4 separate regions of the Homo sapiens genome follow, and regions 1, 2 and 3 are each linked to region 4. A link is a contact called in ENCODE Hi-C or POLR2A ChIA-PET data. All regions are on one chromosome and are shown on one strand. The core of a region is the stretch at or near the end of the contact, and the rest is flanking DNA. Distances in the headings are between cores, read along the strand shown. Region 1 holds the start of LINC01237 (long intergenic non-protein coding RNA 1237). Region 2 holds the start of ATG4B (autophagy related 4B cysteine peptidase). Region 3 holds the start of ING5 (inhibitor of growth family member 5). Region 4 holds the start of CAPN10-DT (CAPN10 divergent transcript).

Evidence for each region. Hi-C counts contacts between places; a loop is a spot of excess contacts on that map. ChIA-PET counts read pairs that join two places held with the same protein, here RNA polymerase II (POLR2A). Pooled maps may share reads with other maps.
Region 1: a loop to region 4 is called in a pooled map, with 23 times the contacts of the local background. The contact joins the promoter of LINC01237 here to the promoter of CAPN10-DT in region 4. A Hi-C loop is called at or near these places in 5 of 37 single-sample maps with no recorded cell type and 10 of 50 pooled maps.
Region 2: a loop to region 4 is called in a map of gastrocnemius medialis, with 4 times the contacts of the local background. The contact joins the promoter of ATG4B here to the promoter of CAPN10-DT in region 4. A Hi-C loop is called at or near these places in 3 of 168 maps with a recorded cell type or tissue (CD4-positive, alpha-beta T cell, gastrocnemius medialis and naive thymus-derived CD4-positive, alpha-beta T cell), 3 of 37 single-sample maps with no recorded cell type and 12 of 50 pooled maps. POLR2A ChIA-PET finds 5 or more read pairs at or near these places in 1 of 52 experiments (WTC11).
Region 3: a map of CD8-positive, alpha-beta T cell shows a loop between it and region 4 (11-fold over the local background). The contact joins the promoter of ING5 here to the promoter of CAPN10-DT in region 4. A Hi-C loop is called at or near these places in 1 of 168 maps with a recorded cell type or tissue (CD8-positive, alpha-beta T cell), 2 of 37 single-sample maps with no recorded cell type and 13 of 50 pooled maps. POLR2A ChIA-PET finds 5 or more read pairs at or near these places in 1 of 52 experiments (MCF 10A).

The regions. Positions count from the first base shown.
Region 1 is chr2:241,877,775-241,883,786 of GRCh38, forward strand. It overlaps LINC01237 (long intergenic non-protein coding RNA 1237), which reads left to right and starts at 3,589. Exons shown (of 4, transcript NR_110220.1): 1 at 3,589-3,704; 2 at 4,786-4,861. It overlaps LOC105373978 (a long non-coding RNA gene), which reads right to left and starts at 3,553. Exons shown (of 3, transcript XR_924077.3): 1 at 3,341-3,553; 2 at 3,095-3,243; 3 at 1,260-1,502. RefSeq lists an enhancer at 3,019-3,609.
Region 2 is chr2:241,635,550-241,642,007 of GRCh38, forward strand. It overlaps ATG4B (autophagy related 4B cysteine peptidase), which reads left to right and starts at 2,144. Exons shown (of 13, transcript NM_013325.5): 1 at 2,144-2,175. The coding sequence starts at 2,166. It overlaps THAP4 (THAP domain containing 4), which reads right to left and starts at 1,609. Exons shown (of 6, transcript NM_015963.6): 1 at 1,392-1,609. The coding sequence starts at 1,468. RefSeq lists silencers at 1,132-1,271, 1,342-1,411, 1,442-1,791, 2,162-2,211, 2,232-2,421 and 1 more and enhancers at 1,765-2,692, 3,092-3,625.
Region 3 is chr2:241,697,205-241,704,001 of GRCh38, forward strand. ING5 (inhibitor of growth family member 5) reads left to right here and starts at 4,835. Exons shown (of 8, transcript NM_032329.6): 1 at 4,835-4,898. The coding sequence starts at 4,862. RefSeq lists silencers at 4,129-4,948, 4,691-4,854, 5,039-5,598 and enhancers at 4,253-5,085, 5,324-5,953.
Region 4 is chr2:240,581,616-240,588,441 of GRCh38, forward strand. It overlaps CAPN10-DT (CAPN10 divergent transcript), which reads right to left and starts at 4,701. Exons shown (of 1, transcript NR_103792.1): 1 at 1,135-4,701. CAPN10 (calpain 10) reads left to right here and starts at 5,119. Exons shown (of 12, transcript NM_023083.4): 1 at 5,119-5,437. The coding sequence starts at 5,297. RefSeq lists enhancers at 2,866-2,935, 3,306-3,675, 4,666-4,845, 4,897-5,191, 5,130-5,956 and a silencer at 5,156-5,385.

The DNA.
Region 1 (6,012 bases), core at 2,339-4,838, 1.3 Mb after region 4:
TGGTCCTTCTTTCCTACCCCTCCCCCGACCCTCCTTTCTCGGTCCTCCCAGCCCCCTCCCCGTCCCTCTCCCCTCCTCGTGTACCTGTCCAGCGCCCCTCTTTCTCTCTTCCCCTCCCCTCCCCTTCCTCTTTCCCCCTTCCCCCTTCCGGCCCCCCCAACCTGTCCCTCTCTCTGCTCCCCTCCCTCTCCTGGCCGCCCCCCAACCCCATCCCTCTCCTCGCTCCCCTCCCTCTCCCGGCCCCCCCACCCCCATCCCTCTCCTCCCTCCCCTCCCTCTCCTGGCCGCCCCCCCCACCCCTTCCCTCTCTCCTCGCTCCCCTCCCTCTCCCGGCCCCCCCACCCCATCCCTCTCCTCGCTCCCCTCCCTCTCCCGGCCCACTCCGCGCTGTCCTGCGGCGCCCCCGTGTGGCCGCTGTGGGGGAAGAGCAGACCTTGTTGTCGAGGGAGGCCTGGGAGGGCGTGGATCTCTGGGGCCGCTCCCTTGCCCTCATTGCTGTTGAACTGCTTCTCGGCTTAATCAGATGAGTTGTTAAAACTACCCATCATCAGCATTGTTACCATTGGTTTCATTAGTAATTGTATTTATTTAATTAATTGTTACATTCACTAGTAAAAATGGGAGCTAAGGCAATGCGTGCACTCACCGCTGTGAAGGCAAATGCGGTACTGTGAGTGCTGAATGCACCGCCATGGTCGCGGGAAAGCCCAGGCACAGACACTAGCTCAAAAGCCAAGGGTAGGCCTGGGGTTCACATGCCAAGCAGCAAGCTGAACTCTCACCCTGAGCCCACACCTGAGCCCTCATCTGAGGCTGCACCTGAGCCCACACCTGAGCTCTCATCTGAGGCTGCACCTGAGCCCACACCTGAGCCCTCATCTGAGGTTGCACCTGAGCCCTCCCCTGAGCTCTCGTCTGAGGCTGCACCTGAGCCCACACCTGAGCTCTCGTCTGAGGCTGCACCTGATCCCACACCTGAGCTCTCGTCTGAGGCTGCACCTGAGCCCACACCTGAGCTCTCATCTGAGGTTGCACCTGGGCCCACACTGGAACTTTAACCTGAGCTTACACCTGAGGCTGCACCTAAGCCCTCACCCGAGACTACACCTGAGGCTGCACCTGGGCCCACACCTGAATCCACACTGGAACTTTAACCTGAGCCTACATCTGAGCTCTTGCCTGAGTCTCCTATATGGTTGGAGTGGCCAGGTTGGGCCTAATTAAATATGAGGTAGCAGTAACGACTTTAGGCAACTGAGTTATTAGTAGAGATATTTAATATCAAAGTCAAAGAAGATGAAGGGCAGACACATTTTTAATGTAATTGCTATTAGTTCAGCCAAAGTTGAGGGGACTCAAAGTGTGAATACTTTTCTGACTTAAGGTACATTTCCTAGTGATGGGGGTCAGCTCATCCAGGGTCACATGTGGTTCCTGCTGAAACCAAGTCTGGGGTTCCCTGGGAGGGTCTGGCGAGAACTCTGACAGCAGCTCCCATCACCCTGTGGTGGATAAAGCGAATGCCTCTCTAAGTGTCTGGGGGTGGGGTAGGGTCTGTGCTGATTTATGTAGCTACCTGTTGCAGGGTTGGGTTAGGATCAGGTTGGTTACCCTGGACCCTGGGTATTCAGGTGGACAGGCGGGCCTTGGCCTTGGACAATGGCTAGCTAGGGTGGGCTAGAGCTGCTTCACCCGCAGCTTTGGCGAGGGGAGCGGGAGGCCAGGGAAGTCCCCAGGAGGAGTGGCCACGCTGTGATCCGGGCCCCGGGCTGGCTGGTAGGTGGAGGGTCACACCACCTGGGCCTCAGTGAGGTCCTAGCTGGAGCAGAGGTTCGGGGATCTCCTTCCCTTTCCTTCTGGGGCCTGGGACTTTGTACCTCTGTACAGGAGAGGCAGCAGAGGGCTGGGGTCCTGGCGATGCCTCCACTCTGCCTCCCAGCCTTTGGGGAATGTCTCCACCTGTTATGGCAAGTGTCCCTGTTTGCCTGGGACTTTGGGGGCTAAATTGGAGGCCTTTCTCTTTTTCCCCAAGTTCTCCAGCACACTTAGAAGCATCCGCCCACCCAGCTACACCCCTAAATTTTTCCCTTGATGCCCAGGGCCAGGCATCCTATGGCCATTTGATTACAGATGTCTGCAGGTGGCAATCTGAGTGCCTGTATGCTACTCCTGTGGGCAGCTAGCACCCTGGTACCCCTGGGAACAGAGCGTGAATGCCTTTAAAGCTAGTTGGAGCAGAGAACCAATTCCAGACACCCAGAGACATTTAGATAACTCATTACTAGGGTCCTGGCCCTGGGATCACTCCCAGGACTAGTTCTGTGTCTGTCCAGGTGTGATCCAGGAGTGCAGTGACGGATGTGGATGTGGGATTGGCACAGGACTTCCGCCAGCAGAAGAAAGGAAGGGAGGGGAGGGGAAGAGAGGGCAGGGGAGCAGAGCGGAGGAGAGAGGGGAGCAGTCTTTCCAGCTGGGGCTGGCCTAGGCTGCTGGGTCATTTGGGAAGAAAAGGTGATTTGGACTCAGGGAGACTGAGGGTGCCCTCGGGCCAGCATCTGAGGAGAGTGACAGGGGTTTCCTGGCTCCACAGCCCCAGGTGGCCTTGGTGGGTGCAGGCAGAAAATGACCTTTTCAAGTCCAGTTCCAACCCAGAGGGGGTTCCTAGACCCAGCGCCAATCAAGGGGCACCAGGGAGGCAGCAGAGGTTCCCGCAAATCCAGAGCAGAGTGGCTGCCAGACACCCCACATCCTCTTCGCAGCAGACTGAAGGCCACCCCACACTTGGAGGAGCCCGGGTGAAGCATCTGGGGAAGACCCTCAGCCCTGGGAGAGTCCCTCCAGGGGTGAGCAGGTGGGCTGCCCCTCAGGGTGCGGCTCATTTCGATGTAAGTTTTATAAAATAAGAAAAGGCGCCCTATAGCACCCCTTTGGGAGCCTCGTGTCACCTCCAAACATATACCTCGCTTCCAGGTCAGAAGTAGTGAAATGACCATTGCCAATGCAAATGGAACTGCCTTAGGACACATGGGGGAGGTTAGGGCCTGCTGTGGGGCCTTATGGTGGGCCCCGAGGGGCCCCGCACACCTGTGCTCACCTCCCAGGTCATCGCTGGGCCGCCTCTGTCCCCTGGGAGGCTCTGCCTCGGGGAGCCCTCTTCCCAAGCTCCCAGCAATGACTTCCAGGCCTCCCTCAGCATCAAGAGGAGCCACGTCTTCTTCTTGTGACCCAGCAGTATAATTCACCCTAAATAATGGCAGAATGGGTTGTGTGTAGTCTTTAAAAGTCAAAACAATTTTGCACACAACAGGAGTCATTCAGCAGTGGCTAACACTCTCCTGACCTGTGTCGGCGCTGGGCTCCAAGGTGTACCTCCGCACGCATGGGGTTAACTACGCCCCCATGACCATTCCCTGCAGGAGGGGCGGGACAGAGGACTGCGTTATGTTTCTCCTAAAAGAAAATCATGAAAGTCACACACTCCAGGTGCCACACTTATTATGGAGGGAGGGAAAGCAGATGAGCGGGCGGGAAAACTAGCGGGCTTGCCACGCCCAGGCAGCGCTGCTCGGGTTTCCGCTTCCTCCGCCCCTTCCTTTTTCTCTGTGCATCCTCAGTGACGCGGGGCACAGCTCTGCCCGGGGGCCTACCAGAGCCCACCTGGACCCCACACTGGGTCAGCCCTGGTGCGGAGGAGGCCGCTGTAGGTGGGCACGGGGCAGCACGCGTTAAGGGGCTGGACGGGGGGTGGCCATGCGTGTGAGGGCGCTGAGCAGGGGCGTGCCCATACGTGTGAGGGGGCTGGGTAGGGGCGTGGCCCAGCGTGTGTGTGTGTGTGTGTGTGTGTGTGTGTGTGTGTGTGTGTGTGTGGCTGGACAGGGGTGTGGCCACGCGCGAGGGGGCCGTGCAGGGGGCGTGGCCACGAGCGAGGAGACTAAGGGGCGTGGTCACGCGTGTGAGGGGCTGGGCTAGAGGAGTGGCCCTGTGTGCGGGGGCTGGACGGGGGCGTGGTCATGTGCGAGGAGGCTGAACAGGGGGCGTGACCACGTGTGGAAGGGGGCTGATCGGAGGTGTGGCCACATGTAAGGGGGCTGGGCAGGGGGTGTGGCCACGTGTGAGGGGGGGCTGGGCCGGGGCGTGGCCACACGTGTGCTGGCTCTGCTGTGGGCTTCCTTCCCTTCCTGTGCAGGTGGTGGTGCCCTCTGCGCCTTCACTGGGGCCCAGCCAAGTAACTGAATCCAGCCAGGAGCAAGGGCAGACGCTGGCACAGGTCCTGCCACTGTCCCCAACCTGGGTTTCAACACAGCTGAGGCCTGGCATAGTCTTTCTGGGCGCCTCTGGCTGGCTCGGTCTGAAAGGTGGGACAGATGCAACTGGGGCCTCCCCGGGTGCAGCGTGGGTGGCTCCTGGCTGGGGAAGTGAGAAGCCCTCCGTGCGGTGTCTCTGAAGCAGCCCCAGGCCAAGGCTGTGGCGTGCTTGGTGGTGCTGTAGGCCCAAGATGTTTATGGGTCGAGGGTCCCCGGGGCCGGGATTCTGATCCCTGGTGAGAGGTGGCTGGGAGGAAGTCCAGACGTGTCCTGAGTGGCCATTCCTCACACTGAGGTGACACCGCCTCTCCAAACACGTGACGTGGCTGGAAGCAGATGCTGCTGTCCGGTTCTCCCTCCTCTCCGTCCCTGGCTGGGACATGTGGATCTCACCCGCAGCCACTTTCTTCTGGCCTCTGTCCCCCTGCCTGGGACACGTGGACCTCACCCCCAGTCTCCTTCTCTCCTCTGCCCCCCGCAGGCGCGGCCAGGTCACAGTCGGCACCAGAAGTTTGGCAGATCTCAGTGAGGCGTTAGTTTGCATTTCCTTGTGACGGGTGAGTTGAACACCCTTTCATGAGTGTATTGATCACTGTGTACCTTCTTTGTTGAAATGTCGTCAGTATTTAAAGTCACAAATCTTCCTCTAAGACTATGCTACAATTTTTGTGTAATATTTTGATGGATATTTGAAATAAGTGCTAATTTTCTTTGGATTTCTTCTTTGACCCATGCTTTATTTAGAAGAATCTCTTTATGTGTGTATTTATTTTTTAAACCCTCTATTCTGAGAAGCATATTTAGAAGAGTATTGCCCACTTTCCAAATATGTGGAGAGTCTAAAAGGAATCTTGCTATTACTGATTTAATTCCATTTTGATCAAGGAACAAACTGCAGGATCTCACTTTTTAAAATTACAGAGACTTATTCTTACTGTTTAACATAAGCCCTATCTTTGTAAATGCTCCGTATACACTCAAAAATTACTTGTGTTCTGCAGCTGTGGGGTGGGATGCTCGCCAAGAGTTAATGAGGTGCAGCTGGTTGACAGTGCTCTTTAAACCGGCGAATCCTTCCTGTCCCACCCGCTGTGCTTGCAGTCCCGAGAGAGCTGTTACATCTCCAACTAGGACAGTGAATTTCTCTATTCTTTCAGTTCCGTCCGTTTTTACTTCGTGTTTTTTGAAACTGTTATTATCTTTTTAGGCATTTAGGATTTTTCTGTGATCCTGACAGTGGCTGACCATGGTGTCATCATGGAATGTCCCTCTTTATCTTCAGGGGTGCTACCTGGTCTAATGTGAGTGTTCCAGGGCTATTTTCTTATGCACAGAATTGGCACTGTGTATCTTTTCCTTTTTCTATTCTTTTTTCTTTTTTTTTTCTTTTTCAGACAGAGTCTTGCTCCATTGCCCAAGCTGGAGTGCAGTGGCGCGATCTTGGCTCGCTGCAAGCTCCACCTCTCGGGTTCACGCCATTCTCCTGCCTTAGCCTCCCGAGTAGCTGGGACCACAGGCACCCGCCACCACGCCTGGCTAATTTTTTTGTATTTTTTTTAGTAGAGACGGGGTTTCACCGTGTTAGCCAGGATGGTCTTTATATCCTGACGTTGTGATCCTGCCCACCTTGGCCTCCCAAAGTGCTGGGATTACAGGCATGAGCCACCGTGCCTGGCCACTTTTTTCCTTTTTTTTTTTTTTTTTGAGA
Region 2 (6,458 bases), core at 894-3,393, 1.1 Mb after region 4:
TTTGAGGCCAGAGTTCGAGACCAGCCTGGCCAATATGGTGAAACCCTGTCTCTACTAAAAATACAAAAAAATTAGACAGGCGTGGTGGCGCTTGCCTGTAATCCCAGCTACTTGGGAGGCTGAAGCAGGAGAATAGCTTGAACCCAGGAGCGGGGGTTGCAGTGAGCCGAGATCGCACCAATGCACTCCAGCCTGGGCGACAGAGGGAGACTCCTTCTCAAAAAAAAGAGAAAAAAAGAAAAAAAAACCAGGCCCTAATGTGCACATAAGGGACAGGGTGGTCAGTTCTAACTGCTATTTGCTCCACCTGAGGCCAGTGTGGACCAGGACAAATCCTAACAGGATGGACTGGGCCGTTCTAAGCAACAGGACCTTCTAACCTCCTTTCTGAACACTGTGAGGCCAACTGCAAAGGTACCCCCCCACCCCCAATTCCGATGTCCTTTCCTCCCATACCATGTTAGACCGTTGCAACACGTTGCCTCGTTTTCAAAAAACAATAACAAAACTTCTAGGACACAAGCTCTGAAGGAAATTGTCAAGAAAGTGCGCTGGCTGACTTGTGAAATAATCTAATGTTACTAATTCTTATAATACATTGTAATGATTTAAGACTTACAGCAAACTACTGTGAACTTTCAATAACCCTATAAATAACACGTGCCATTCCCGTCTTTAAAACTTAAATAACACCATGCAACATAAAACAGAAACATCTCCAAAGTGGTTTTTAAAGTCTGTTCGCGGTTCTGGTGCCTCCCGCGTGTAATCCGCAGAAATCTCACTGAAATAGGCTGAACTCACAAGGCCTTAGAGGGGTTTGGGCCCTGCCGCGGGGGCCCACGTGGGAAGCGGCCGAGAGCCCCGGGCCAGGCTCTAAGGGAGCGCAGGAGGATGCCGTCCCCAGCCGGCCGTCCCGTAGACTCTCCGCGCGTACCCGCGTCCTGGGCTCGGGGGCCCAGTCCCGGAAAGCCCTCTCGGGGGCTGTCAGCTACGGAGGCGCAGGTCGCGTCTGCCCGGTCGCTCCTGCTCGCAGACATCCAGGCCGACGGCCCGCGCGGTCCGGAGAGTCAGCAGTCGCGGCCGAGCAGGACAATCGGCCCAGGACCTGCGCTTCCAGAGCGTGCGGCTTCTGAAGCCTAGGCGCCGGCCGGATCGATCGCGCGCAGGGCGGACCCAGGCGGCCGGGGTGGGGGCGGCTGCGCTGCCCGAGGCGCCCGGCCCAGAGACGGCGGCCGGGCCAAGGTCACACAGCGCCCACGCCCGCTCCCCCGCGCCCCGGCCGCCGAGGCCCGGCGCCCCCGCCCCCCGCGTTCGGGCCGGCCGCGGGGCCTCAGTTTCCCCGCAGGGCCGGGTCGGGGCGGGGGCGTGGCGGCCCGGGGCCCGCGTACCTGTGGAAGGAGACGGCGCGCTTCTCGCCCTTTCCCTGCCGGTTGGAGCAGTTCACGGCCGCACAGCAGATCACCATCGCGGGCCTTGGCCCAGCCGCGCAGCCAGGCCCCGGCCCTAGCCGCCCGCCCGCCCGCGGACCGCCCCGAGGGAGGGAGCGCGGCGGCGACACGGCTCGGGACGTGGGCCGGCCCGCGGCGTCCGCGCCGTACGGCAAGATGGAGGCGCAGGCGCCCGCAGCGGGCCCGCCCCCGCCCCAGCCCCCGCCCGCGTCCTCGCCAGCCGCGGGTTCGGGCGTCTTCGGACCAGCGGGGCGCCGCAGGCCCCTCGCAGCGTCCGTCGGCAGGCGGGCAGACGGGCGGGGGAGTCGCCCCGGCGGGGCAAGTCCGTACCGCGACATGGGCGCGCCGAGCACGTCCGTACCGCAAGATGGCTGCTCGGACGGGGACAGAGCTCGCCTCTGCCGCCTCGACAACTGCTCCTGGGTCCTCTAAGAGGAGGAAGCGCCACCCATGGCACACAGTGTCCCGTCGGACAGCAGAACCAGCCGTCGTCCCACGACACGACCCCATGCCGCCCGCAGGGCGCCCCGGGGCTCGCGTCGGCCCGGCCGTACGCCAAAATGGCGGCTCCCGCGTATTTCCGCTCGCGCGCCGTATCGTCTTCGCCGCCTGCGCCGGCACACCTATTGGCCCCCGCGGCGTCCCGTCGCCGCGTCGCGTTGCTGGCCCGTCGGAGCGACGCCGCTCGGGTCAGTCGGCGGCCGGACTGGGAAGATGGACGCAGGTGAGGAGTTGCCGGGGGTCGGTCTTTCCGCAGGAGGTGCTCGCCTTATCATTGGCCTCCCCTGCTCGGGTCGGGCTGCCGCGACTCGCCTCGGGGCACGCCGGTGCGGGCCAGGCTGGGCCGGGGCGGCGGGCGCTGCGGGAGCGCGGGGCGGTGTTGGTGGGTGGTGGGCGGTGGGAGCGGGAGGGGGACGGCGGCGCACTGCGCCGCGGAACCCGCCGTCGGTTGCGCTGGAGCTTCTGCTTTTCCGGTCCCGTCCGGAGCGCTCCGGAGGTTGTGGCTGCACAGGCCCTTGCGCCAGGTCGGCCGTGGAGGGCGGCGGAGCCTGCCGGGCGGGGAGAGGCGCGGCGGCGAACGGGGCGGCCGCGGTCCGGGCCGGGGACGCGAGCGGCGGGCGAAAGCGTAGCCTTTCCGCAGCTGAGCGTGAAGGGATGGAAGCTCTTTAACTTTTATGAAGTTATTGGTAGGTTGGAGGAGAGAAACGTGACGTGTTCATCACAGTATACGTATCTTTTTTGTTTTTGTCTTCAATTTAGTAACCAGTAGATTCTCCAAGCTGCTTTTCCGTGACGAGAAAGAGAAACAGTGAATTTGTATCATCGGGTCTTAGTTTCTTGGGGTCCTAAGAGAGAGAGAAAGAGAAGGAGTGTGTGTGTGTGTGTATAGGGAGTGTTGGTTTTTTTCCTATCCTTTCATGCTTCCGCTCCATTTTTGCTAGCAAGATTATTTTAAGTCAGCGCCAAACCCATCGCTAGCCCAGTAGCCCTAGAAATATTTTTACACAGAAGTTTTAGCTCATTCATTCTTTGTGGGAACTGATTTGCCTTTTACCAAGTATCCCCCATCTGTAAAGAAAGATTTTCATCTGGTTTAATTCTGTCATTCTGAATGGGATTGTTTTTACTTTTTATTTTTCTGGTAGCTACAACATAAATTTATTAAGATCTGAGTTGGAAAACTGTAATGTGTATTGCCAATATCTATTAAAATGATTTGTAGCAGCTCACCACTTAAATGTGGTAGGTGGCTGGAGGAAACAGGAGCCCTGACTCCCTAAGGAGCATGTTGACCAGGTGTATATCTTGTGAAGTTTGTCTTTTAGAATAACCGTCATTCACGGTTGAACTATTTGCAGCTGTGTACTATTTGTTGTTTACTATTTTACAACTGTTGTATTATATCTTTTTAGGTGTTATTGTTTGTGATGCAGGATTTTTCTCAGCCACTCTGGCAGCCAGAGACCTCCGGCTGGCGAGGCCCCTGCCCAGGCCTTGCTTGGGTCCAGGCTCGCCGCAGGAGATACCCCATCTACTTGGTCCACCGGTGGGCACCTGGTTTGCACTATGGCACGGATACCATGGCCACCATGACTGTATGCTCAGCCCCTGGCGGGAGTGGGTGTGTGGGTGAGTGAGTGCCGGGTCCCGCCAGCTGTTTCAAGCGCAGGCACCAGAGTGGGCTCTGCAGAGCTTACAGCTAGACATGTGGCAAGCAACTCCCACGGCGGACTCCAGCGTCCAGACAAAGGGACAGTGGATTCTGGTGTCCAGACAAGGGGAAGGTAGTGGCGCCCAAGCAGGGGTGCTTACAACCCTGAAGCCCAAGAGGGGGTGTTGCAGAGTGTCAGCAGCCCTGTTACTCCCATTGCCCTGCTCCAGGCTATAGCTCTGGGGCTGGCTCCGTCCCCGCTGCTTCCCTTTGCTGCCTCCTGTCACGTGGGGTGTCACAGTGGGTGGCTGCCCTTTGCCGGCAGAGGGCCCAGGGCCACAGTGTTACAGCCTTCTTTGTACTTGCATTCATTGGGTCCCTAGTTCTTGTCCCACGTCCAAGAAGAATGAGACTACACTTAACACTGACAATCGAAGGGTGAGGAGGGTGGAGAATAGTTTTATTGAGTGATGAAACACCCCTCAGCAGAGAGGGGACTCAAGGGTGGTCTTCCACCCAAAGTCGGGTGGTCTCCCTTGGTGTGGCTGGGTCCAGGGCTTTTATAGGCTCAGAATGGGGAGTGTGTGCTGATTTGTCTGTGAGTATGCAAAAAAGGTTAAAACAAAGTCACTACTCAAAGGTGGGCACAACAGTGTAATAAACCAATTAGAGAAAAGTAGGTATATGTAAAATAGGTGAAGGGTGGGGATTAATTAGAGGAAAGCGCACCAAACAGGAAGAGAGGTTCGCAATCCAGTCTGTGGATTTATCCGAGACTCGTCGCTTGGCTTTCAGGCTTTAAACTGTGGCTTGAAGGTTGGGTTTCACTGGTGACCCACCCCTCTCTGCCTAGGATTTGTCTGCCTCCTGCCTCTATCATTTCGATACCTTGAGGCTGGAGTATCATATGAGAGACTTGGCTAAGGTCAAAAACACGGTTCAGTGTCGATCATATGACCTAAAATGTGAAAATCATCATGTTCAAGTTGGGAGAACAGTTATGTTGTTACATGGCGATACTTTATTTTATCTTTTATTTTCCCTTGACAACTGTGTTGACATGGTGATACTTTAATAGGACACTGGATGTTGCTGCATGTGGGATCAGAGTAGAAAAGGTGTTTGCATTTAAAGGTCTCTGTTTATGCTGATAAAAACGTATATGATGTTTGTAGGATATCATGGGGAATTTTCCTTCTGACTTGATGCTGTATTTCCTTTCAGAGATGATTAATGATCTGCCCTCCTTTGATCTCTAGAGTTCTTGAAGATTCTGCCTTCCTTGACCATGTGTAATACAGTTTCTGTTCTGATAGTCATTAATTCAATACACTGTTTGTTACTGACTGTCAGATATGTGTTAGGCATTGTTCTAGACACTAGGACTAGAGAAGTAACAACATAGATGAAAACCATTGCCCTGGGGTAGCTAACGTTCTAGACATGAGACCAGCATTAGCAGCGAAGTGCGTGGCTCCTGGGGGATGGTGATTTGGGCCAAGGATGAGGAGGATTGGAATTGTAGCCAGGATGGCCAGGAAGGGTCTCACTCTGAAGGTTTAAGTTTTGACGAAGACTTAAAGCAGTGTAGGAGGAAGGGCAGGTAGCAAGAGCCTGGTGTGGCTCAGGTGCAGCGGGTGGCGGTGGGAGAAGCAGGAGCTGAGGATAGAAAGGTGACTTAGGCTCAGTGTAGTGGGGCCTTGCCAGCTCATAGTGAGGACTCGGTGTTTATTCTGAACAGGATGGCAGCTCATAGTGAGGACTCAGTGTTTATTCTGAACAGGATGGCAGCCGTTTGGAAGGTTTCATTCTAGAGGAGGAGTCACATGATAGACTGTGTTCAACAGGCTTGCTCTGGCATCTCTTTTGAGAATGTACTGCAGAGGGGCAAGGGCAGAGGCAGCGAGACCAGCTAAGAGACTGTTGAACAAGCCAGCAAGGAGATGCCAGTGGATTAGCTCAGGGTGGGTAAGAGGTTGACTTCTGCATGTGTTTTGGAGGTTGAGACAATAGAATTTGTTTGTAGATTGGAAGTTGGGAGAGGGATGGGTAGAGAGGGAGGAGTTAAAGATGGCCCCATAGTGTATGGCCTGAGCTAAGCAACTCAGATGGAGGGGGGCGGGCGTGGTGGCTCACGCCTGTAATCCCAGCACTTTGAGAGGCCGAGGTGGGCGGATCACAAGGTCAGGAGATCGAGACCATCCTGGCTAACACGGTGAAACCCCGTCGCTACTAAAAATACAAAAAATTAGCCGGGCATAGTGGCGGGCGCCTGTGATCCCAGCTACGCAGGAGGCTGAGGCAGGAGAATGGCGTGAACCCGGGAGGCGGAGCTTGCAGTGAGCCAAGACTGCGCCACTGCACTCCAGCCTGGGCGACAGAGCGAGACTCTGTCTCAAAAAAAAAAAAAAAAAGAAACTCAGATGGGGAAGACTTGGGGAGGTCCTGTCTGGTGGGAAGCTTTCTGTTGCGAGTTTGGATTTATGTGTGTTGAATGTGAGGTGGATGTTAGACATCCTTGTAGAGCAGTGTCCAGTGGGCTTTTGGGTCTACAGGTTTGGAGCTAAAAGAATAAGCCTGGGCTGGAGATAGACTGGAGGTCACATCAGATGAGGTCACCCAGGGTGTGAATGTGGGTGGGAAAGAAAAGAGGCCAAAGGCCTCTGCGGGTGTGGAGAGGTCCAGGAGGTGGCAGGCAGACCACAGTGTGGCTGTGTTCTCCACCAGTCCCTAGCACTGTCCCTAAAAGCATGCTCCCCATTCAGACGACTGGCAGGTGCCAGCACTTAAATAGCCACACTGCCCATTCCTTGAGGACAGAGCTGGTGTCTTGTGCTTGCATTTCTAGTGCATCA
Region 3 (6,797 bases), core at 3,585-6,084, 1.1 Mb after region 4:
GCAGGCGGAACACAAGGCCAGGAGATCAAGACCATCCTGGCTAACACGGTGAAACCCCATGTGTACTAAAAATACAAAGAATTAGACAGGCGTGGTGTCGGGCGCCTGTAGTCCCAGCTACTCGGGAGGCTGAGGCAGGAGAATGGCATGAACCCGGGAGGCGGAGCTTGCAGTGAGCCGAGATCCTGCCACTGCACTCCAGCCTGGGTGACAGAGCGAGACTCTGTCTCAAAAAAAAAAAAAAAAAAAGTACATGGGTAAACTGTGGAACATCCGGACGTTGGAATATTTTTCAAATTAAACATGAACTAGCTATTAAGCCACGGAAAGGCACGCTGGGACCTTAAATGCATATTGCTGAGTGAAAGAAGCCATTCTGAAAAGGCTCATACTGTATGATTCCAATTACATGACATTCTGGAAAAAGCAAACTGGAAACAGTAAAATGATCAGTGGTTGCCAGGGGCCTCGGGAGGGGGAGAGGGATGAATCGGGAAGCGCAGGGGATTTTTAGGGCCACAAAACTATGCTGTATGACATGTAATGGGGGGTAGCTGACATTATACATTTGTCAAAACCTATAAGAATGCACAAGGCACTGGGCGTGGTGGCTCACGCCCGTAATCCCAACACTTTGGAAGGCTGATGCCAGTGGATCACCTAAGTTTAGGAGTTTGAAACCAGCCTGGCCAACAGGGTGAAACCCCATCTCTGCTTAAAATACAAAACTTAGCCAGGCGTGGTGGTGCCTGCCTGTAATCCCAGCTACTTGGGAGGCTGAGGCAGGAGAATGGCTGGAACCCAGAAGGCGGAGGTTGTAGTAAGCCAAGATTGCACCATTGCACTCCATCCTGGGCGAAGAAGCCAGGCTCCATCTCAAAAAAAAAAAAAAAAAAGCACAAGGCAGAATGAACCCTTATGGAAATAATGATGGACTTTGGTTAATAATAATGTATCGGGCCCGCCGTGGTGGCTCACGCCTGTAATCCCAGCACTTTGGGAGGCCAAGGCAGGAGGATCATGAGGTCAGGTGATCAAGACCATCCTGGCTAACACGGTGAAACCCCCGTCTCTACTGAAAATACAAAAAATTAGCCGGGCATGGTGGCGGGCACCTGTAGTTCCAGCTACTCAGGAGGCTGAGGCGGGAGAATGGCGTGGATCCGGGAGGTGGAGCTTGCAGTGAGCCGAGCCCAGCTAATTTGAGGTCTCAAAAAAAAAAAAAGTATCAATATTGTTTCATCGATTGTAACAAATGTATCACATTAATGCAAAATGTTTATAATAGAGGAGTGTGTGTGTGTGTGTGTGTGTGTGTGTGTGTGTGTGTGTGTGGAGGAGTATATGAGAAGTCTACTTTCTCTTCAACTTTTCAATAAACCTAAAACTGATGGAAAAATAGTCTATAATTAAATGAGGCCAGTAAGGATGCACTCAAACTGCTAACATTAGGACTGAAAGCTGAACAAGGCAATCACAGTCCTGCCCCCTGGGGAGGTGGGAAGCTAAAAGTTCCTGTATTGTTTAATTTTTTTGTTTTTGAGACAGAGTCTTGCTCTTGTTGCCCAGGCTGGAATGCAATGGCATGATTTTGGCTCACCGCAGCCTCTGCCTCCTGGGTTCAAGTGATTCTCCTGCCTCACCTTCCCAAGTAGCTGGGATTACAGGCAGCTACCACCACAACCAGCTACTTTTGTATTTTTAATAGAGATGGGGTTTCTCTGTATTGGTCAGGCTGGTCTCGAACTCCCGACCTCAGGTGATCCACCCACCTTGGCCTCCCAAAGTGCTGGGATTACAGGCGTGAGCCACCACCCCAGCTGAATTTTTTTTTGGGGGGGGAGGGGTTTGCTCTTGTAGCCCAGGCTGGAGTGCAATGGCATGACCTCAGCTGACTGCATCCTCTGCCTCCTAGGTTCAAATGATTCTCCTGCCTCAGGCTCCCGAGCAGCTGAGATTGCAGGCCCATGCCCACCACGCCTGGCTAATTTTGTATTTTTAGTAGAGACTGGGTTTCTCCATGTTGGTCAGGCTGGTCTCAAACTCCTGACCTCAGGTGATCCACCCACCTCATCCTTCCAAAGTGCTGGGATTACAGGCGTGAGCCACCATGCCTGGCCTGAATTTTTATAATGAACATAATAGTGGCAAAAACATTGTTTCTGGTTTTCAATATTTGACTGGGGTTTAGGGAAGAGTCCACCAAGGGGGACATAGCTTGTTTTTTTAGGTGGGGGTCTCCGTCACCCAGGCAAGAGTACAGTGGTTTGATCATGGCTCACTGCAGCCTAGACCTCCTGGGCTCAAGCCATCCTCCCGCCTCAGCCTCTCATGGTGATCATACGGATTTGAGTCACAGCAGCTGGCTTAATATCTTTAAAAATGCATTTTAAATAATGAAAGTACTGCTCCTTTGATCAGCTTATGCTAATTTGTGTGACCAGCAACGTTGCATCTCGGAAGTCAAGGATGTGGCTGGGGGTGGGGCGGGGGGTTCTGGGGCCTACACGTTACATCTAGTGGTCATCAGTTCTTGGGGCTCGGGGAGCCTTTGGGACGTCCTCTTGAGATCACAGGGAGTGGAGACAGGACTGGGAAGTGACACACCTCACCCATGAAAGACCTGCCAGAGATGAGTTTGATCCCCAGCTTGGGGGCGTCCAGTGGTGAAGTGGGAAGAGGAGTGACATGGGTACTGGTGAGCACTGCATGATGATGCTACACAGTTTGGAGGCAGAGAAGAATCACCCCAAAGACTAATATTTAAACACTTTAAATTATTTTATTTTATATTTTAAGATGGAGTCTCGCTCTGTCACCCAGGCTGGAGTGCAGTGGCACGATCTCGGCTCACTGCAACCTCCACGTACCAGGTTCAAGTGATTCTCCTTCCTCAGCCTCCTGGGTAGCTGGGATTACAGGCACCAGCCATTATGCCCGGCTAAGTTTTTTTTTTTTTTTTTTTTTTTTGGGACGGAGTGTTGCTCTGTCGCCCAGGCTGGAGTGCAATGGCACGATCTCGGCTCACCGCAAGCTCAGCCTCCCGGGTTCACGCCATTCTCCTGCCTCGGCCGCCCGAGTAGCTGGGATTACAGGCGCCCGCCACCATGCCCAGCTAATTTTTTTGTAGTTTTAGTAGAGATGGGGTTTCACCGTGTTAGGCAGGATGGTCTCAATCTCCTGACCTCGTGATCCTCCCGCCTTGGCCTCCCAAAGTGCTGGAATTACAGGAGTGAGCCACCGCGCCTGCCCTATTTTATTTTATTTTTGAGATGGAATCTTGCTCTGCTGGCCAGGCTGGAGTGCAGTGGTGCAATCTCGGCTCACTGCAACCTCCGCCTCCCAAGCTCAAGCGATTCTCCTGTTTCAGCCTCCCGAGTATCTGGGATTACAGGTACTTGCCACCATGCCCGGCTAGTTTTTGTATTATTATTATTTTGAGACGGAGTCTTGCTCTTGTCACCCAAGCTGCAGTGCAGTTACATGATCTCTTCTCACTGCAACCTCCCTCTCCCAAGTTCAAGTAATTTTCCTGCCTCAGTCTCCGAGTAGCTGGGAGTACAGGCGCCCGCCACCACGCCCGGGTAATTTTTGTATTTTTAGTAGAGACATGATTTCGCCACGTTGGCCAGGCTGGTCTCAAATTCCTGCCCTCAAGTGATCCGCCCGCCTCGGCCTCCCAAAGTGTTGGGATTACAGGCGTGAGCCACCGTGCCGAGTCTGAAACATATTTTAATTATGTTTCTCCAGTATTTTTTTTTTCTTAAAATTTTCTTTTTTTTTTTTGAAGACAGAGTCTTGCTCTGTCGCCCAGGCTGGAGTGCAGACGCGATCTCAGCTCACTACAACCTCCGCCTCCCGGGCTCAGCCTCCGGAGTAGCTGGGACTACAGGCGTGCGCCACCACGCTTGGCTAATTTTTTTTTTTTTTTGTATTTTTAGTAGAGTCGGGGTTTCAACACGTTGGCCAGGCTGGTCTCAAATTCCTGCCCTCAAGTGATCCGCCCGCCTCGGCCTCCCAAAGTGATGGGATTACAGGCGTGCGCCAGCGCGCCGGCCTTCTCCAGTATTTTTGCATGCATCTTACGGCACACCTTTGCACGCCATCTTATTAACTATATCATACTGCCGCACGTGCCTTTTCGGCCAAGGCATCCAGATGGTGCGGGTCCTGCCTGCCTCGAGAGGTGGCAGCAAAGGAGCCAGTGCCCTCACTGGTGCTGGGCGGGGCGGCCGCTTTCCTCGGAGGGAAGGGGCGGCGTTGGCGGGGGAAGGGCGCCAGGGCCCAGGCCCTGAGGGAGGGGCAGCTCGCCCGGGCCACGCGGTGCCGGCCCTCGGCTCAGGCCGGGCTGAGGCCCCGGGGGCTCGGGGTCCGGGGGAAAGGCGCTGAGCCAGACAGGTCCCAAGGAGCCTTCGGGAAGGGAGGGCCTCGTGGCGGCCTGTCCGGGACCCGGCCGGGAGCAGGGGTCGCGTGGGCGCCGTCAGGACGGGCGTGAGGTCCCCGGGACCACGTGTTTGCGTTTGGTGGCCCAGGGGTCGCTGACAGGTGCGGAGGGGAGACGCCCACCTGGGTGCCCTGGGCCGCACGCCGGGCGGTGGGGCCGGGAACCCCTGCTCCTCCTCGGCCTCCGATCCGCTGCGGCCCTGGGTCCTGCTCGCTGCCCGACGCCGCTGCCACAACCTCCGCCCGGGCCCCGCAGCCCGCCGCCCGCCGGAAGCTGAAAGGCGTGTCCGACCCCGCCCCCGGGCGCGACCAATCAGCGCGCGCGACTCATGAATAGTGAGCGCGCTGGCACCGCCCCGCCCCCGCCTCCCGCGGCACCGCCCGCCCGCGCAGACCCCGAGCGCGGCCGCGGACGAAGATGGCGACCGCCATGTACTTGGAGCACTATCTGGACAGTAAGCGCGCCCCACGGGCCCCGCGCCCGCCGCCCACGCGGAGTCCTCCGTGCCGCAGCCCCCCGCGCGCCGGGCACCGCATGCAGACCCCGTGGGCTCGGGAGGGCGGCGGGCGCGGCCGGGCGCGACGGGGGGCGCGCGGACGGGGCGGGGCAGGGCCGCAAGGGAGGGGAGGGCGCGGGGGGCGGGCGCGGGGGGTCCCGCCGGCTGGGTCGCGCCAATTCCAGGTGCGTCACGGCGGGGCGGGGCCTGGCGATGCTGGGCGGGGCTTGCGGCCTCGACCCCGCCCACATATTAGGTCCCGCCCCTACCCAGGCCCCGCCTCATCTCCGCCCCCAGCTCCGGCCCCGGCCCCGCCAGGTCCCGCCCGTCCCTGTCCCGTCTGCAGGAGGAGCTGGCGCCCGCTGCGGGGCTCCGGGCCTTGGGGGCTCCGGGGTCTGGGCCTCCGCCTGGCTGTGCGCCCGTGTGCGCCGGCCTCTTGTGTGACCGCGGCTGGGGAGGGCGTGCGGGCCGCGGGGCGTCTCTCCCCGGCACTGGGGACTGCGGCGCGGAGGCGGGGAGGGCGGTGCCGAGTCGGCCCTGGTGGGCGGGCTGTGCTGTTTCCAGGTGGCAGCAGGTCGGCGCCCCCAGCGGCTGAGCGGACGGTGCTTTCCCTCACTTTACACACCAGGGAAGGTCCAGCGCTGCCGAGCAGCCTGCTCAGGGTCTCCCGCTCGTAGAGGGGCAGACCCCACGCGGGACCCCTGACGTCGGCCCGGGATGGGCACAGCTTTGGGGTCGCGGTGTTTGGGGTTGTGCCGGGTGGCTCTGGAGGGCCCTTGTGGGGGCGCTGCACTGGGGATCCTCATGGTCTTCGGCCTGGCACCCGCCCAGGGGCTGAGACAGTGGCGAGTGAGCCGTGGCCTGGAGCTGGAGACCGCTGCCCTAGAGGGACGCCCGATTCTGCCCATGTGCTCCGCTGTCTCTTGGGGGTCTGAGTAGTGGGGGGTTCCCTGGGTAGAAGAGTCAAGCTGGGGAGCACGCTGGAGGGGAGGCCTTCTCTATCCTGGTGCCCAGCCAGTGGGCTGGCCTCCCAAGGAGGGTTGACTTTGTGTGTGTCTGGGAGGCTGTGCCAGCCGGGAGGCTGTGCCTCTGTCCTCTAGGGGAGCTGGGAAAACACTGGGGCTGGAAGCATCAGATGCATAAGATAGAGTTAGGTTTAAAATGATTGCCTGGTAACTGTGAACAGCAGATGGGAGGGTGGCCAAGACTGGAGGAGGCAGCCCCCCTTAGGAGCCTGTGTCAGCTGTGCAGGGGGCGGAGGTTGGCCTGGTCTAGGGGGTAACAAAGCAGACGCGAAAGCAGCACGGGGGTCCTCCTGGCAGACTGTGGGGAATGGTTGCGCTAGCCACAGGGACTATTTAAGTAAAATTAAAAATTGAATGGCGTTAGTCCCATTTCCAGTGCTCAGTAGCTCCCTATGGCCACCACTGTCTTGGGCAGCTCAGAGAGAACATTTCTTTTCTTTTTCTTTTTTTGATTTTTTTTGAAATGGAGTCTCACCCTGTTGCCCAGGTTGGAGGGTATGATCTCAGCACACTGCAACCTCCACCTCCCAGGTTCAAGCAATTCTCATGCCCTAGCCTCTCGAGTAGCTGGGACTGTAGCTGTGCACCACCACGCCTGGATAATTTTTGTATTTTTAGTAGAGACAGGGTTTCACCATGTTGGCCAGGCTGGTCTTGAACTCCTGACCTCAACTGATTTGCCTGTCTTGATCTCCCAAAGTGCTGGGATTACAGGTATGAGCCACCACGCCCATCCGAGAGAGGAAACATTTCTATCCTTGCATAAAGTCGCGTGGGCAGCGTGGCTACACTGCTCAATGCACTGGATTTCTGGGTAAAGTAGGGGAAGATC
Region 4 (6,826 bases), core at 3,451-5,950:
TGGCAAGAAGGCCTTTACCAGATGCCAGCCCCTCGCCCTTGGACTTCCCAGCCTCCAGAACTATAAGAAATACATTTATTTTCATTATAAATTACCCAGTCCGTGGTATTGTTATAGGAACAGAAAATGCACTTGGGGATATTAGGTCGTGGAGAGTAAAAAAAAAAAAAAAATAAGTTCCAGTCAATCAAGGCATCCTCATTCTCAACATTGCCTGCATTCTACCCTCCAGGGGTCCCCTCCATGGCCCTTCATCTGCCCCCACCCCGCAACTCAGCCTCATTTCTTCAGCCATTTTCTCCCCCACATCTCTCTTCCCTTCCCATCAGACCTTCACATCCTGCAAGCTAAGCCACCTCAACTAGCCATGCCCTCAGGGCTCTTACTCAAGCACCCACCAAGATGTTTTTCCTAACAAAGACTGTCCTTTTACTAAGAGGAATCTGATGTCAGCTGTTAGTCTCCGCTCCCCCCCACCCCCCATCTCTCGGAATAATCACCTGGTCAGAGAGAAGCCCAAGAGCACGGACATGCCAGCTAAAGGTGGAGCTTGGCAAGGGTGTCCACAGAGTGGCCAGGCCCAGCACAGATCCGAGGGGCTTTTAACAGGCACAGGCAGAGTGCTAAGGAGATCACTACCACCCACCCACCCATCCAGCCAGGCCCAGATAAACCTCTCCTTGTTCCAAATGAATGAGCAAACAGAAAAATTCCAGTGTGGAGGGAATACAACACCCACAATGCAGAAAATAGCCCACATCCAAAATATGCTCCCCTCAGATAACTAGTCAACTGTGCAAACTATCTGCATAATCCTCACAATAAAGTTGAAGAACACAAAACCACTTCATACAAAGAGTTAGGAAAAAAATTCCTATAAGGAGGAGCATGTACCATATTTATTCCCACTCTGTTTACTAAGCATGTATTATAATGAGAAAAAAAGCTCAATCTAAAATATTGCCAACAAAGAATCCATTCCTCACGTTGCAGTAAATGAAGCGGGCTGAGGTCAGCCTCCTTTTATGCTGGCTGCCCCAACTCTAAGGAGTTGATGCGTCCTACTGTTAACAGCGGAGGATGTCCAGGTTCTTGGCGTCTTAAATAAAGAATTGGACAAAACACACACAGAGAGCAAAGAAGGAATGAAGGGATTTATTGAAAATGAAAGTACACTCCACAGTGTGGGGGTGAGCCTGAGCATAGGAGCACAAAAGCCCTGTTACAGAACTTCAGAGAGTTTAAATACCCTCTAGGTGATTCCATTGGTTACTTGGGGCACACGTTATGTAGATGGAGAGCCTGTTACAGAACTTCTGAGAGTTTAAACACCCTCTAGGTGATTCCATTGGTTACTTGGGGCACACGTTATGCAGATGGAGAGGATGAAGTTACAAAGTCATTTGCTTGGCCTATGTCCTATGGAGAAGGTATTTCCTATCATAACTGAAGTGTGAATCAGCCTATGTTCCCTGCACTCAGACCCTATTTTCCTGCCTCCTACCTACAGCTGTGTGGTCCTGAGCTGTCACCTCTTCCCTTTGAAGCTCAGGTTCCTCATCGGTAAAATGAGGCAGAAATACTCACTGCTGAGATGTGTGGGGATCGCACAAACTCAGTGTCTCAACATGTTGTACGTGTGTTTTGGCCCTCTGAGCCCTTGAGGGCTGCCCCAGGTGGAACCCTCTTCACTTTTCTTGGAGAACTGACCATGGGTTGCAGCAAAGCCTAAAATGGTTCCTGTTTCAGCCCTGCCTGGGAAGATTCAGCTGGAACCTTTAGGCTAGGAAAAGGTTCGAGAAGGACCCTACCCCCACTGTGCCCGACCTGAGACAAATCCACAGAAAAGCAATCCTTGCTAACTCTGGGCAGTATGTGGACAAGATACTAATTTTTAATCTCTGCATCTCCATGAGAATGCAAGGACCAGCACAGTGAAGTGCCCAATGATTGCCCCCTGAACAAACGGAGATGTCAAGTTCAGAAAAAATCCTGGCTGAGGAAGACAGGGAACATTCCCTTGAAAAACAAGGGCAGTCATCCAGACAGAGCAAGAGGAGTGGCAGGATAAGAGGAGGCAGACAGGGTTGATTCCACAGGGCTCCTCCTCAACACCCATGAACCTGAGAAGTGGTCAGATGCGTTTCAGGCCACTGGCCAGCAGTGGGGTCATGGCGGGAACTAGTCCCACCTGAAGGACTCTCATCTCCCTACAATCCCCAAACGCTGAGGCATGGGGATGCTCTTCCCTCCTTGAAGTGAGGGCCCCGAGGCTCTCATACTTTAATTACAGTACTTCAGACCAAGAGCCTGCAGTTGAGGAGGCCAGGGTCATGAATCAGCTGCCCCCCAAACTCCTTATCTCACCAACCCAAGCTGCTTACAACCCCTCCAGATATCCCAGGAGCCGGGGGGAATGTCATTCTTCAGGGCTGAGGGAACATCTTTGCACCCTGGGGTAGCAGATGGGACCACAGGGCATGTGGAATGTCTTAGTCTGTTTCACACTGCTATACCTGAGGTTGGGTTTGTTTTATTTATTTATTTATTTATTTAGAGACGGAGTCTCGCTCTGTCGCCCAGGCTGGAGTGCAGTGGTGCGATCTGGGCTCACTGCAAGCTCCGCCTCCCGGGTTCACACCATTCTCCTGCCTCAATCAGCCTCCCGAGTGAGGGGCTGGGACTACAGGTGCCCGCCACCACACCTGGCTAATTTTTTTGTTTCTTTTTTTTTTTCAGTAGAGATGGGGTTTCACCGTGTTAGCCAAGATGGTCTCGATCTGACCTCGTGATCCGCCCGCCTCGGCCTCCCAAAGTGCTGGGATTACAGGCGTGAGCCACTGCGCCCAGCCAAGGTGGGGGAATTTATTTTTTTAAAAAAGCAAAACAGGTTTATTTGGCTCAAAATTCTGGTGGAAATTTCAAGATTGGGCAGCTGCACCTGGTGAGGGCCTCATGCTACTTCAACTCAAGGCAGCAAGTAGAAGGGGAGAGGCATGCACAAAGAGATTACGTGGCCATATGGCGAGAGAGGAAGCAAGAGACAACCGCAGGAAGGCTGACTCTCTAACCAGCTCTCATGGGAACTCACCCCTCCACAAAGGACACTAACCTATCCATGAGGGATCCACCCCTATTACCCAAACTCCTCCTACTAGGCACCACCTCCTAACACTGCCTCATTGAGGCTCAAATTTCAATACCATTTTGGGCAGGGGCAGACCACATGCAAATCACAGCATGGGGTAATAGTGGGGGCAGGTTGACACAGGGCTGCTGCCTACCCAGCACCAGCTGTCTCTTGGCCCCTTCCAGATCCTGGCAATCTGGCTACAGGCATGGGCCCAGCCTTGGACACAGATGTGGCCACAGGAAGCTGTTAGCTCTCCAGATCTGATCAGCCTGGGAGAGCGGCACAACAAAGGCTCCCAAAGGAGAGTCGGGATCCTCAGCTAGCCTCAGCTCTGCTACCCACCCATATGTGCCCAGAACAGGAAAGATACGTGTTTCTTACTCCTCCGGGACTCCTAGGTGAAGCTGAGACCAGGCTCTTCTTGAGTCCTCTCAGCTATGGTGCAACCACCAGCCTAGCAAGGAATCAGAAACATCTTCCGGAAGAGTCAGCACCATAGAGGGTGCTGAATGGGCAATGAAGCATCCCGGAGATGAAACATCTGGGCAGTGAGGCATCCCACAGGTGTTGGGCTATGCAGTCACTCCCTTTCTCAGACCGAGGCAAGTACATAAGCACTCTGGGCCCCTAATCAGGGGCCTGGGGCCAGGTGGGATGAAAACAGCAGTGTCCTGCCACCTGAACAACTGCTACTCACGCAGGCCCCACCTGGCCTCTCAGAGGGAGGAACCTGGGACTCCTGAACCAGATTCAGTTTCTCCTTCAACAGCCGGGACTTTTCGCTCCTGACTGCAGAAAAACAGCTTCAATGTGACCATCCTTGATAGTCCGAGGCTGAGTAAAATGGCCTGAGGAGGCAAAATCTGAAAAGCTCTATTAGGTGGCAAACTGCTGTCACTAGAAGAGTTGAGGCCCCCTTCTCCTCCCCTGCCTGACCGCCTTCATTCCTGGGAATGGAACAGGTTCTTGGGGCAAGGGTGAATCCTCGAGCAGGTCCCAGGATCACTATCCTCACCTCCCCGCGGCACTGAATGGCTATAGCTGTAAATGTGCGTCCACGGGGTCACTGTCCAGCCACCAGGACCAGGTGCCTGGCCATCTGGGGAATCGGAAAACGCTCAGCGGGATGCTCTGGCCACCTCCCCTGCCCCCAGTTAAGATGTAGAGCGTTCAACCTAAAATGCCTAGAAACAAAGCCCAGGCCCGGGAAGGTCGAACGAGTGCGACGCCGCTCCCTCAAGCTCTTCCCTCGGAGCCGTCTCATTTCCCAAAACTCCCAAACACATCACAGAGAGAGGTGTTGAGCCAGGTGGTCACTCCCTTTTCCAGAACCACAGCAAGAAGTTGAGCCTGCTGGGCTCCTAACGAAGGCCCTGGGGCCCGGTGGGATGAAAAGCCCTATTAGGTAGCAAACAGCTGTCACTAGAGGGGTTGAGGCCCCCTTCTCCCCTGCCTGACGACGACGGCGGCAGGAACTCGACCGGCGCCGGACAGCTCGCAACTTGCCTTACCAAGCGTAAATCTCGGTTCCTCCCAACTACCCGCGGCCACGGCCTCCGCAGCAGAGCGCCGGAAGCAGAGACGCGTTTCGGGAGGAAGGTGCATGCTGGGAGCGGCGGCGCATGCTGGGAGCTGTAGTCTGCGACGCAACTCGGCCGAGGTGGCTCCCTGGTCCCTGAAGCTCCCAGAGCCCGCGTGTTCAGGCGGTCCCGACACCCCGGCCCGAGCCTCACCGGCTGGAGGACTGAACGCCTGCCGGCCCTCCGGGTATGAGCGGAGGCCGGGATAGCCCTGGGCTCCGCCGCCCCCGGAAGGAAAAAATACAGTGCGGTCCGCCGCCCGACCACGAAAGAGCGGAGCTCGGGAGCCCCGCCCCCTGGGCCTCCGACGTCCGTGGCGCTTTCCGTCGCGCGAGTGCGATTGGGCCGCCTGTCACGTGACCCGAGACCCCACGCCCGGTTGGCTGCCGCCTGGTTACCAATGGGAGACTAGCGGGCCGGCGTACTGGCCTGGTCCAGCACCTGCGGGGCCCTCGGGCTTGGAGGGCTGGGCCGGGCGGGGAACGGGCGGGGCGGGCCGGAGGCGGCGGCGGCTGACTCGCCTTCTCTCCGGGGCTGCGACCCCGAGGCAACCGGCTGCAGATGGGAGCCCGCGGAGCCGAGGATGCGGGCGGGCCGGGGCGCGACGCCGGCGAGGGAGCTGTTCCGGGACGCCGCCTTCCCCGCCGCGGACTCCTCGCTCTTCTGCGACTTGTCTACGCCGCTGGCCCAGTTCCGCGAGGACATCACGTGGAGGCGGCCCCAGGTGGGGCCGTGTGGGGTGCGGTGGGCGCCGTTTCTGGTTTCTGAGATCTCCGCTCCTCGCAGGGAGCGGGGCGGGGTGGGCGGCCAGGGTAGCTCCGAACGCAGGGTCCGCCGTTGTTCTCCTCAGAAGTGGGCGCCCGGCCCCCTCTTTTCGTACCTCCTTCATACCCCCGCCCAGAACGAGCAGGACTCGGCGCTACCCTAAGGACGCTAAACTAGGTCGTGGCCTCCGCCTGCGAGAGCTCCAATCCAGGAGGCTCAGAGCGCTGCGAGAGGCGTTTTAACAGAGCCCCAAACCCCGCCCCACCTGTTTGCTTTCGCCCTGAAGAGCGTTTGTGTCTGCTCCTCCCGCAGAGAGGGCCGCTCGTGCCCCTCTGAAGTGGCTAGGCCGAGCCCACAAAGCAAAGCGTGATAGAATTTCAGTTTTGGATTTTGTGCACCTGCCTTTCCAGTTGTAACACCTAGAAATGGCACCTCCAAGGGATGCCCTGGCCGAGTGCTGTGTTCATATTTTTAGAAATGGTTTATCTGCTGAATAAGACTGCCCAGGGAGCAACCTTGCCCTAAGTGGATGCGGTCTTAGCGGAGACAACTGATGGCCGCCAGTCTTCGAACAGAGCTGGAACTTCTGGGCTCTCGTGACTGAGATGGCTTTGACAGGCCACCTGGTTTCCTTGGACAACACTGAAGGGCCTGGGAGGAGGCAAGGGTCAGACCATGTAGAGCCTTGTCATTGGAATTTGGGTTTTATTTTGTTAAAAGATTGATTTTAGGTGCAGCTGGAGGCCACTAGAGGGTTTTGGTAGAGGAGTGGTTCTCTTGGATGTGTGTTTTTACAAGCTCACTCTTGCTGCTGGGTGGGAAGTGGGTTGTCGGGGCAAGAATGCAAGGGTCCATTGTAGTGGTCCTGGAGAAAGATGAAGGGGCTCAGATTAGCTTGACGACTGTTAGGATGTGGGTTTGGAGTAGATTGGTTTGAGACGTACCTTGCAGGGGGGATCGAGAGGCCATAGTGACTGATTGAAATAGAGGGTGAGGATAGTGGAGGGATCAACATGCCTTCTGGGTTTCTGGCCTGAACAGGTGGGTGGATGGTGGTCCTGGGACAGAGCCTGGGGGTGACCTAGAGTTGGGCTTTGCTCTCACGTCTTCAGGTGGAGCTGTCCTGGAGGCAGGTGGATCTGTCCTGGAGGCAGGTGGATACGGAGCAGGGATAGGCTAGAGGCATTCTTCTGGGAGGCGGAGCATATTAGATGGTTTACAGTCCACAGCCTGGGAGAGTGTCTCGGGGGAGTATCAGTAAAGAAGAAGGGGGCCTTGGGGCTGAGCCTTGAGGAACCCTAACATTTCTTGGGGTCAGGCAGGTGCCCTGACAGATAGACTTGAGAAG